2 separate regions of the Homo sapiens genome follow, and region 1 is linked to region 2. Evidence: read pairs that join two places in POLR2A ChIA-PET (ENCODE). Cell type or tissue: endothelial cell of umbilical vein. All regions are shown on one strand. Each heading gives the region's core, and the rest is flanking DNA. Links, peaks and the distances in the headings are about the cores only. Region 1 overlaps DCP1A (decapping mRNA 1A). Region 2 overlaps TKT (transketolase).

Region 1 (5,373 bases), core at 175-5,174, 70 kb after region 2:
TGGGATTACAGGTGCAAGCCACCATGTCCAGCTGGTTTTTCTTTTTTTTTTTGTATTTTTAGTAGAGACAGGGTTTCAGCATGTTGGCCAGGCTGGTCTCAAACTCCTGACCTTGTGATCCATCCACCTCGGCCTCCCAAAGTGCTGGGATTATGGGTGTGAGCCACTGTGCCCAGCCTGATTTTATTTTCAAATAAAAGCTAACATATGGTGAAATGAATTTTTAAGGGGGTGTACAGTTCTATTTATGTCCCTATCAGCATAATCAGGATACAAAACAGTTCCATCATCCAAAAAAAAATTCCCTTGTGCTGTCCTGTTGCAGTCATGCCCTCCCTCCACTCCCGGCAACTAGGTCTATTCTCTCTCACTCTAGTTTCGTCTTTTCAAAGATGTCATATAAATGAAATATAAGTAGAATGCCAGCTTCTTGCACTTAGCATAATGCCTTTAAGGTACATCCAAGCTGTTGTATGGTATTAATAGTTCACTCCTTTTTATTGCTGAGTAGTATTACATTATATAAATACGTGAGTGTTTAACCATTCACTCACAGAAGCACATCTGTGTTGTTTCCGTTTTTTGGTAATTATGAATACAACATCTATAAACATTGATATAGGTTTTTAAGTGGACAAAAATTTTTTTTTCTTTTTTTTTTTTGAGACGGAGTCTCACTCTGTTGCCCAGCCTGGATTTTAGTGGCTTGATCTCAGCTTACTGTGCTCTCTGCCTCCCAGATTCAAGCAATTCTCTTGCCTCAGCCTCCTGAGTAGCTGGGATTACAGGCGCGCGCCACCACACCCAGCTAATTTTCATATTTTTAGTAGAGACGGGGTTTCACCATGTTGGCCAGGCTGGTCTCGAACTCCTGACTTCAGGTGATTCACCCTCCTCGGCCTCCCAAAGTGCTGGGGTTACAAGCGTGAGCCACATCGTGCCTGGCAAAATTTGTTTCTCTAGGGTAAATACCTAGGAGTGGTACTTCTTGGGTCATATGATAAATACATTTTTCTTCTAAAAGTTTTATAGTTTTATATTTTACATCGATGACACATTTTGAGTTGATTATTCTCTAAGATGTTATTAGGTTAGGTTTTTTTTGTCGCATATGGACATCTAATTGTACTAATATTATTAAGTTACCATTAATGTGCTCATGACATTAAAAATGAAAATAATCTTGTTCTTAAAAAGAATCCTCAAAAAATGATCAGACCAATAGATGGACATGGAATTATGGGTTATGAATTCTTGAATATTTGTGCTATCTGATCCGGCATCTGATGAACATCATCCATGCCAAAACCGACACCAAAAACAGTTCAGAAAATGCAAGATATGAGATTTTTTTAAAAAGCAGCCCTAAACTCAGTTCACAGACAGATTTTCTTGATACCATGCTACAGACAATTAATGCTTATCACAGGAGTAGGTACTCAAATATTAAATGGATGGCATGTGTTTTTTCCCACCCAAATGACTTAATCCTTATATTATTTCAGAACATCATTTACTCAGTGTTATCAATTTGAATAGCGGCGGAACATTTGGTGAAAGCCTATGAAATATCTCAATCTTTTAACATGCCTCTGTTTGCAACATCACTATCAACCATATCAACCCCATTATGTGGAATGCTTGGAACTGAATTATATTACAGAAAATATAAAGTTAAAATATTGTTCATAACAAGTTCTTAAAACAGAAGGTATAAATGTTCAGAAACATTAAAAAGTTGGGGCTGGAAGCAGTGGCTCCCAGCACTTCAGGAAGCTGAGGCAGGAAGATCACTTGAGACCAAGAGTTCAAGACCAGCCTGGGCAACATAGTGAGACCCCATCTCTACAAAAAATAAAAATAGAGACCATCCTGGCTAACACTGTGAAACCCTGTCTATACTAAAAGTACAAAAAATTAGCCAGGCGTGGTGGTGGGCGCCTGTAGTCCCAGCTACTCGGGAGGCTGAGGCAGGAGAATGGTGTGAACCCAAGAGGCAGAGCTTGCAGTGAGCCGAGATTGGGCCACTGCACTCCAGCCTGGGCAACAGTGCAAGACTCCGTCTCAAAAAAAAAAAAAAAAAAAAAGCCAGCCTGACCAACATGGTGGAGGCTGAGACAGGTGGATCACTTGAGCCCAAGAGTTTAAGGCTGCAGCAAGCTATGATTTTCTTTTGCTATTTTTTTGTAGAGATGGGACTTCACCAACCATGTTGCCCAGGCTGTTCTTTTTTTTTTTTTTTTTTTTTTGTGGACTGAGTCCTGCTCTGTCACCCAGGCTGGAGTGCAGTGGCGCAATCTTGGCTCACTGTAACCTTCGCCTCTTGGGTTCAAGTGATTCTCATGAACCTCAGCCTCCCTCAACCTCCCAAGTAGCTGGGACTATAGGCACATACCACCACACCCAGCTAATTTTTCTATTTTTAGTAGAGATGGGATTTCACCATGTTGGCCAGGCTGGTCTTGAACTCCTGACCTCAAGCAATCCACCCGCTTCAGCCTTCCAAAGTGTTGGGATTACAGGCGTGAGCCACCACACCCGGCCCCAGGCTGGTCTTAAACTCCTGGACTCAAGCAATCTATCTGCTTCAGCCTTCCAAAGTGCTGGAAGCCATATGCCACTGCCCCAAGCCCCAGATTTGTAATTTTTAGAGACAGGCTGGATAAGGTTGCAAAACCTTATCGGCAATAACTGAGAGCTGGGCTGTAAATGACCCTTTACATACGAACTAGCTCTCAACCTGCTTCAGTTCCACCCGGCCTGCTTTACTCACTACCATGGCTTCCCTGGCTCTTGGGGCATTTGATTTGCAATTCTTAAGTATAAGCAATAAAACTGGCTTATATTGTTAGGTTGTACTTTAATGAAAGTTCTCAAGAATTTAATGTATTTCTGATACTTGTGCAGGGCCTTTCTTGGAGATTTTGTGTTTGTTAATAACAGCATCCAGTGTTTGTAAAAATGAGGGAAAATGGGCAATCAGACAAACCTGCTGGAGGGTGATTTTATAATATTTGGTAAAAATCTTAAAAACATAAAAATGCTTTGATCTACCAATTCCATTTAAAGTAATTTATCCTAATAAAAAGTTAATGCTGTACATGAGGATTTTACAAGGATTTAGCTATAAGGATATATCGCCAAGTTCTTAATAGAATTAGAGAAGCCTAGGGTATCATTTATATAATGCACATAAGGAAAAATACACAGCTATAAATATCAGTTTTTTCAAAAACTTCATTCTACCAAAGGAAATCTCATAGGGATTCTCTGTGAGATGAATAGTTACTGTCAATAAAAAAGATAGTTATTTGGAACAAAACAGGTTACCAAAGAACATTAATAAATCTAATGTACACAAACATACCACTTACACTTGGACATATTTTTGCAAGGATACGTAACAAAGTATTAGCAGTGATTATTTCTAGGTGGTAGAACTATGATATTTTCTTCTTTTTGTTTACTGTAATTTTTGAATATAAAACGTTCTCTGTAAGCTGTTTTAAAAAAAGAAAAAACTTTTCTATAGTTTATACTGCTTACATAATAAGAAAAATAATGGTGTTCATGTTTATTTAGGTATTTATTTATTTTTATTGTTTTTTGAGACAGGGTCATGCTCTGTTGCCCAGGCTGGAGTGCAGTGGCAGAATAATAGCTCACTGTAACTTGGAGCTGTTGGGCTCGTGATCTTCCCACCTCAGCCTCCAAACAGCCAGGACCACAGGTGCACACCACCACACCTGGCTGATTTTTAAATTTTTTATAGAGATGGGATCTCATTATATGTTGACCAGGCCTGTCCTCAATCAATTCTCCTGCTCCAGCCTTCCAAAGCGCTGGGATTATAGACATAGCCACAGCGCCTGGCCTATCCTATTTTTTTCTTTTCTTTTTTCTTTTTAAGAAACAGAGTCTTGCTGTCACCTGAGCTGGAATGCAGCAGTTCAATCATGGCTCACTGCAGCCTCGAACTGCTGGGCTCAAGTGCTCCTCCCGCCTCAGCCTCCGGAGTAGCTGGGACTACAGGTGTGTGCCACCATGCCTAACTAATTAAAAAAAAATTTTTTTTTGGTAGAGACAAGGTCTTGCTATGTTGCCCAGGGTGGTCTGAAACTCGTGGATTCAAGCAATCCTCCCACCTCGGCCTCCCAAGGTGCTGGAATTATGGGCATGAGTCACTGTGTCTGGCCTCTATTTTTTAAGAACAAAAATACCCTGGACTTTAAAAAACTGTTTTGCAATTAAACTAAAACCAAACAAACAACCATCCGCACCCCCCTGACCAAAATCCAGGATTACATCCTATGGCTAGAAGCAACTCATAATGGGCCAAGTGTGGTTTCAACTATCTTTCTTTACATAAAAAATAAGAAAGTTGAGGCTAGGTACGGTGGCTCACGCCTGTAATCCCAGGACTTTGGGAGGCTGAGGCGGGCCAATCACGAGGTCAAGAGATTGAGACTATCCTGGCCAACATGGTGAAACCCTGTCTCTACTAAAAATACAAAAAATTAGCCGGTCATAGTGGTGCATGCCTGTAGTCCCAGCTACTCAGGAGGCTGAGGCAGGAGGATCACTTGAATCTGGGAGGTGGAGGTTGCAGTGAGTCGAGATCGCGCCACTGCACTGTAGCCTGGCAACAGAGCGAGACTCCATCTCAAAAAAAAAAAAAAAGGAAAGTTAATTAAAAGATATTATAGAAGTGCAATATCTTTCTTTTGAAGAAAATGCTTATTATACAGATTTTTAATTTTCAAACAGTCTCTAGGCTGGCCACAGTGTCTCACACCTATAATTCCAGCACTTTGGGAGGCCAAGGCGGGAGGACAGCTTGAGCCCAGGAGCTTGTCAAGATCAGCCAGGGCAACATAGTGAGACTCTATCTCTACAAAAAATAAACAAAATTATCCAAGCATGGTGATGCATGGCCTATAGTCGTGGCTAATTGGGAGGCTAAGATGGGAGAATGTCTTGAGCCTGGGAGGTAGAGGCTGCAGTGGGCCAAGATTGTGCCCCTGCACTCCAGCCTGGGCAACAGAGAGACCCTGTCTGAAAAAAGAAAAGAGTCTCATTATTACAAGTGCTCATTCAAAAGTCTGAAATTTCGTTCATTATATCATACTCAGCAGATAGCGGAGACTCAGAATCAGGATTAAATCCCAACACTGAGGCCTAGCTTGCACCCCTGCCCTTGATTGCCAATCTTCTGAGTCTTCACCTAAAGATAAACAAAGGGGCCGTCTGAAAAAATGTGGCAGCTGAAGGGAGCCCATCCAAACACCAAGACCCATGAATTCATGGGTCACTGCTTATACCAGCTCCATCTGATGAGATGATAGACAAATGCAGATAAGAGAACAAAACTCT
Region 2 (5,373 bases), core at 80-5,079:
TGTCCAGCTTATAGATGCTGGCGAAGGCCATGGCCTCCCATACAGAGCCCTCTGACAGCTCCCCGTCTCCCAGCAAGCAATAGACTCGGTAGCTGTGGACAGAGAGTGAATCAGGCCAGTCCCTCTCACCTGGACCCAGCTGGCTCCCACCCCCCCACCCATCCAAGGAGCCTGCATTCTGGGTAAAGGAGCAGCCACGCATGGATATGCAGAACAGATGGCATTTACACTCGAGGGGCAACAGTGTCACCAGGTTCCTGCAGCCTACCACAAGCCACACCCCAAGAGAAAATGGCATGAAGGAAGACGTCAGGAGCTCAGGAAGAAGTACTGGTTGTTAAGAAACAGAGGTCTAGGACAACAGGGATCTGGCTAATAAGATCTAGAAAAATGGGGGTTGTTGGAATGAGAGGAAAGTGAGGAAGGGTGGGTGAATAGGCTTGAGCCACCTGCTGCAGGGGACAGACCCCGCTGTGAACCAGAGGTTGGAGGAGGCCTTGGGACTGGCTGGGTGGGCCAGTGGGAAAGGGGAACCTTGGGAACCAAGCTCTGCTTCTGCCCGGAGGAGGGAGGTGGGCCAAGGAGGCCTGAGGCACTCTAGGCAACACCCTGGAGCAAGAGGGCTCTGGGGAGGATAGAGCAGAGGGCACTTGAGGACCAGGCGCTTCCTGGGACAGGCTCTCCCCAAGCTTCCAAGACTAGCTCTTGACCCCAAGACTGAAGCTGCACCTGGCTCTTTCTCTACCACAGGGGCCCTCTCCTCCCCTCAACACAGGCAACTGTGATCTTTTCAAGACAGTGAGACGTTAAAAAGAACACTGAACTTGGGATAAATTACCCAGCAAACAGAACGTTCCCGGCCTGGGAGATGTGAGGGGATGGGGGTAGCAGAGGGACGGCAGCAACAGACAGGACTTGTCTGAAGGTCGCGCTGTCAGGAAGTTGCTGAGCCAGGATTCAAACGCAGGTCTGACTGTAGCCTAGACTGTCCGCTCCTTGCCGTGCAGGCATGCAAGTAGGGTGAGGAGTGGTAGGACTTGGGGACCTCCCCTTACCCTGCCCAGTGTCTAGCTGTGTAGCCCTAGGAAATGAGGCTGGTGCCTGGTTGGGCTCAGAGGGGACATGGCTGCCCTCCTGCTCCTGCAGGAAAAGGCCCTCAACCCGGCTGCATGCTCAGCAGTCCAAGCCTCCAGGCCTCCCTGCCGCAGGGCCAAGGCAGGGGCAGCAGGAAGAGGCTGGGACAGCTAGCCACGGAGCTGTCAGCATGACTCAGCACTTCCACATGCCAGCAGGCCAGGAGCACTCCCTGCAGCCTCTCCTGCCTCATACTGCTCTTCTGTGGCCTCCACCACAGGAGGTGGTGCCCCTGTGGGGTACCATGGCCAGAAGGACAAAGCCTCAGGCCCACACTTCAGAGGCCCTATCCTGTCCCAGCCTTGCCTCCTCTTTCCCCTGTAGGTTTTGAGGGGGCCCAGAGACCCTGCAGGGACTCTGGTCTGGCACAGCAGCTCCAGAAAGGGGCCACATGATGGGGCTGAGCCAGAGAAGCCAACTCGACTTCCCAGAAAGGGATTCCAGGGAAGGCAACTGGCTGCCACCCCAAGCCCACACCCACTTCCAGGGAAGTCGAACCGAGGCTAGCACTGGAGGCCCAGCACAGCTTTGGCTTCGAGACTAGGGACAAGGCTAAGCCCTACAGGGCCATCAGGCTCAGGTCAGAGGGCGTGCTGAGGTCCCGAGGAGATGCCAAGGAAGGGGTTGTGAACAGGGAAGGGGCCTACAGGAGCCTGGGCTAACCCTGAGGCTTGGTATTGCCTGAGCTGTTAGAGTTAGGGGTGGGGGGCTGCAAACATCCATTCATGAACTAATTTGAAGAGAGGGAACCCTAAACAGAAGGTCGACATTTGTTGTAGAACGATTTGGAAACTACCTTACGTGTCCAACAACAAAGGACTGGCTAGATGGATTATAGCATCTCCATAAAACAGAATATTATGTGATCATTAAAACCAGCTCTCAGGATGTGTGCAGTGGCTCACGCCTGTAATCCCAGCACTCTGGGAGGCTGAAGTAGGGAGATGACCTGAGGTCAGGAGTTTGAGACTGACCATCCTGGCCAACGTCATGAAACCCCGTCTCTACTAAATATATAAAAATTAGCTGAGTGTGGTGGTGCGCGTCTGTAATCCCAGCTACTCGGGAAGCTGAGGCAGGAGAATTACTTGAACCCAGGAGGCGGAGGTTGCAGTGAGCTAAGATGGCACCACTGCACTCCAGCCTGGGTGACAGAGCAAGACTCCATCTCAAAAAAACAAAACAAAACAAAAAAAACCAGCTCTCCACTGTTAATATCAGGAGAAAAAGCTCATGATAGAAGGCTTGGTTTAAAGTGTAATACTAGATTTTATATTATACACACACACACACACACACACACACACACACACACACACTGGGATTACAGATTTGTAAGCTTTTCTCATGATAACATGGACAAAATACATCATTAGATTTAAATTGGGGGTGGGAGGCAGTGTGCTAAGAATAAGGAAAACATTGGTTGGGTGCAGTGGCTCATGCCTGTAATCCCAGCACTTTGGGAGGCCGAGGTGGGCAGATCACAAGGTCAGGAGATTGAGACCATCCTGGCTAACATGGTGAAAGCCCGTCTCTACTAAAAATACAAAAAATTAGCCAGGCGTGGTGGCACGTACCTGTAGTCCCAGCTACTCGGGAGGCTGAGGCAGGAGGAGAATCACTTGAACCCGGGAGGCGGAGGTTGCAGTGGGCCGAGATCGTACCACTGCACTCCAGCCTGGGTGACAGAGCGAGACTCCATCTCAGAAAAAATAAAAATAAAAAAATAAGGAAAACGTTCATTTCTTAATATCATTCTGTACTTTTTAAACAGGAGGGCAGGGAGAAACAGTGAGTGGAGACCAGTTTGCTCTATCAAGACGCTACCTCCGGGTGCCTGGCCTGACATGATAATCCCTGGATGCCCTGGCCCCTTCCCCCAGGTACAGTCAGGGGCCTAGGCTCCAGGCAACCCTGGCCCCAAGCCACCCTGGCTTCTGGGAACCCAGCTAAACTCCTTCTCCCTACACTGACTTGTTCCATTATGTTAGGGTCAGGAAATGCCCCTTCACAGGGAATTATTTCCAGCAACTGTAGGGAATAATTAACTCACATCTCTGGTTCTCTGCCAAATAAAATGCTCTTAAACATGCATCTCATTCTTTGTGTGTCTCTCTCTCTTTACTTCATGGTGAATCACTTCTGGGTGTAGCCAAGCCTGCCCCAAGGCTCACCAAGGAATGAAAGCAAACTGTGGTCAGGTGACACTGGCCTGAAGGGGTCTGGAAGGGACTGTGAGGCCTCCTTGGAGAGCCAGTCCTGGGGAAGGGCCTGCACACAGAAGGTGCTCCCTGCAGCCTCCTGTCCTTCAAGGACCCACAGTCTTCCCGAACCCCACTATGGCACTTCTGCTGCAGGAGTGGAGGACAGGGCAGTGGAGATGCCATCAGCTGCAGAACTGGGCCCTTCTCACACCCTGCGGGCTGGCCCCACTGGCCTTCCTCCTCTAGGAGGCTTCCCGCCCACAGGACTCCCCGAGCTCCTGTGGTGCCCTCAGCCTCTCCAAGAGCAGCCTGGGTACCTCCACCACCAACTGGATGGCCTAGGCCAGCATCTTGCCTCAGCTTCCTCACCTGTAAGACGGGTCACGGTTCTCACACCACTACCCAACTCACAGGGGGCTTTTAAAGGTGGAACCCAATACAGCACATGAGCACTGAGCACAGGGCCTAGCCCCCAAAGGGCAAAGGAACCCTTCTGATGAGTGACTGACATGGTTAGGCTCTGGGTCCCCACCCAAATCTTACCTTGTAGCTCCCGTAATTCCTACTGGTTGTGGGAGGGGCCCAGCAGGAGATAACTGAATCATGGGGACAGGTCTTCCCCATGCTGTTCTCGTGATGGTGAATAAGTCTCACAAGATCTGATGGTTTTAAAAACGGGAGTTTCCCTGCACAAACTCTCTCTTTGCCTGCGCCTTCCACATAAGATGTGACTTGTTCCTCCTTACCTTCCAGCATGACTGTGAGGCCTCCCTAGCCATGTGGAACTGTAAGTCCATTAGACCTCTTTTTCTTCCCCAGACTTGGGTATGCCTTTATCAGCAGTGTGGAAACAGACTAATACAGTGATTATTCTTTAAAAAAAAGAATAATTTTTTTTTTAAAGAGGCAGAGTCTCGCTCTGTAGCCCAGGCTAGGGTGCAGTGGCTCAATCATGTATAGCTATAATCTTGAAGCCCTAGGCTCAAGTGATCCTCCCACCTCAGCCTCCTATGTAGCTGGGACTACAGGTGTGTACCACCATGCCTGGCTAAGTTTTGTATTTTTTGTAGAGAGAGTCTTGCTCTGTTGCCTAGGCTGGTCTGGAACTCCTGGCCTCAAGCAATCCTTCCCTCAGCCAGCCATTATTCTTAACAGTTTACAACCTCATCCCCCCAGGCCATATCTGACCACCGCAGACAAACTTATGGCTAGAACCTTCCTGGGGGGCCGTTCCTACAAATCACCTGGTGGGCGCTAGAGCAGCACACCTTTCTGGTCAGGCTCATCACCCACCCTCTGAAGGCTCAATCTCTCAAATGTTTGTTTCTTCCCTGCTGATAGGAGGTGGCTTACAGGTATCCCAGAACCCCTCAGAACATACAACCCTCCCCTTTACCAAGATAAAGGCAAGTGGCTCAGGCCTGGGCTCCTGGTGCCTAGTCAGACAGGGGCCTGGGGGTGGGTCTTTCTGAGACTTCTGGGGTCTGGGCACAGGGCTGGGGGCAAAACAGGAAGTCCTCAGCCTAAGCACTCTGGCTGAAGAGCACATGATTGAGAGCACGCACTCTGTGCAAACCTGGCCCTGCCAGTCACTGCTGAGGGACCCAGGGCAGGTCCCTTAACTCCTGAGTGTTTCCTCATTTGTAAAGGGGGCCGGTCATGGCACCAGCCATAGCGGATGTTTAAAGAGCAAAAGAGGCCACGCATATGTATTACTCTGCCCTAGCCAGGAAAGAGGAAGAGTCTGGGGGCGATGGTGAAGGGTGGGTCACCCAAGGACCACTCCCCAAAACTACCCAGGTTGGGGGTGGGGAGTAGGTGTGTTACCTGGCCTTGTCGAAGTATTTGCCGGTGTAGGCCATCCCACAAGCGGCCCCGAGGCCCTGGCCCAGGGAGCCAGTGGCCACGTCGGTGAAAGCTTGTTTCTGTCATAACAGAAGGCCACCGTTAATCTGAGAGGAGAAGGGATCCTGGTCTCACCCGCCTAGGGAGCCACACTCCCACCCAGCCCAGCAAGCCCTTCCTCTGCAGA

What was found. Peaks named below come from ENCODE experiments on the same cell type or tissue, not always from the same donor. Only the 100,000 strongest peaks of a DNase experiment are listed, where the experiment ranks them.
Region 1: POLR2A ChIA-PET joins it to region 2 with 11 read pairs; 8 of 35 experiments call an interaction of 5 or more read pairs at or near these places.

Annotation. Positions count from the first base shown.
Region 1 is chr3:53,304,705-53,310,077 of GRCh38, forward strand. The region is part of intron 5 of DCP1A (decapping mRNA 1A); the gene reads right to left. Among named protein-coding and RNA genes, the nearest start is that of SNORD38C, 26 kb to the right of the region's middle. In endothelial cell of umbilical vein, for the core only: no CTCF peak of the experiment used is centred there; no DNase peak of the experiment used is centred there.
Region 2 is chr3:53,235,083-53,240,455 of GRCh38, forward strand. It overlaps TKT (transketolase), which reads right to left. Exons shown (of 14, transcript NM_001064.4): 4 at 5,169-5,266; 5 at 1-92. Among named protein-coding and RNA genes, the nearest start is that of TKT, 18 kb to the right of the region's middle. RefSeq lists an enhancer at 1,291-2,099. In endothelial cell of umbilical vein, for the core only: no CTCF peak of the experiment used is centred there; DNase peaks (open chromatin) are centred at 1,239 and 3,189; H3K27ac peaks cover 3,395 bases.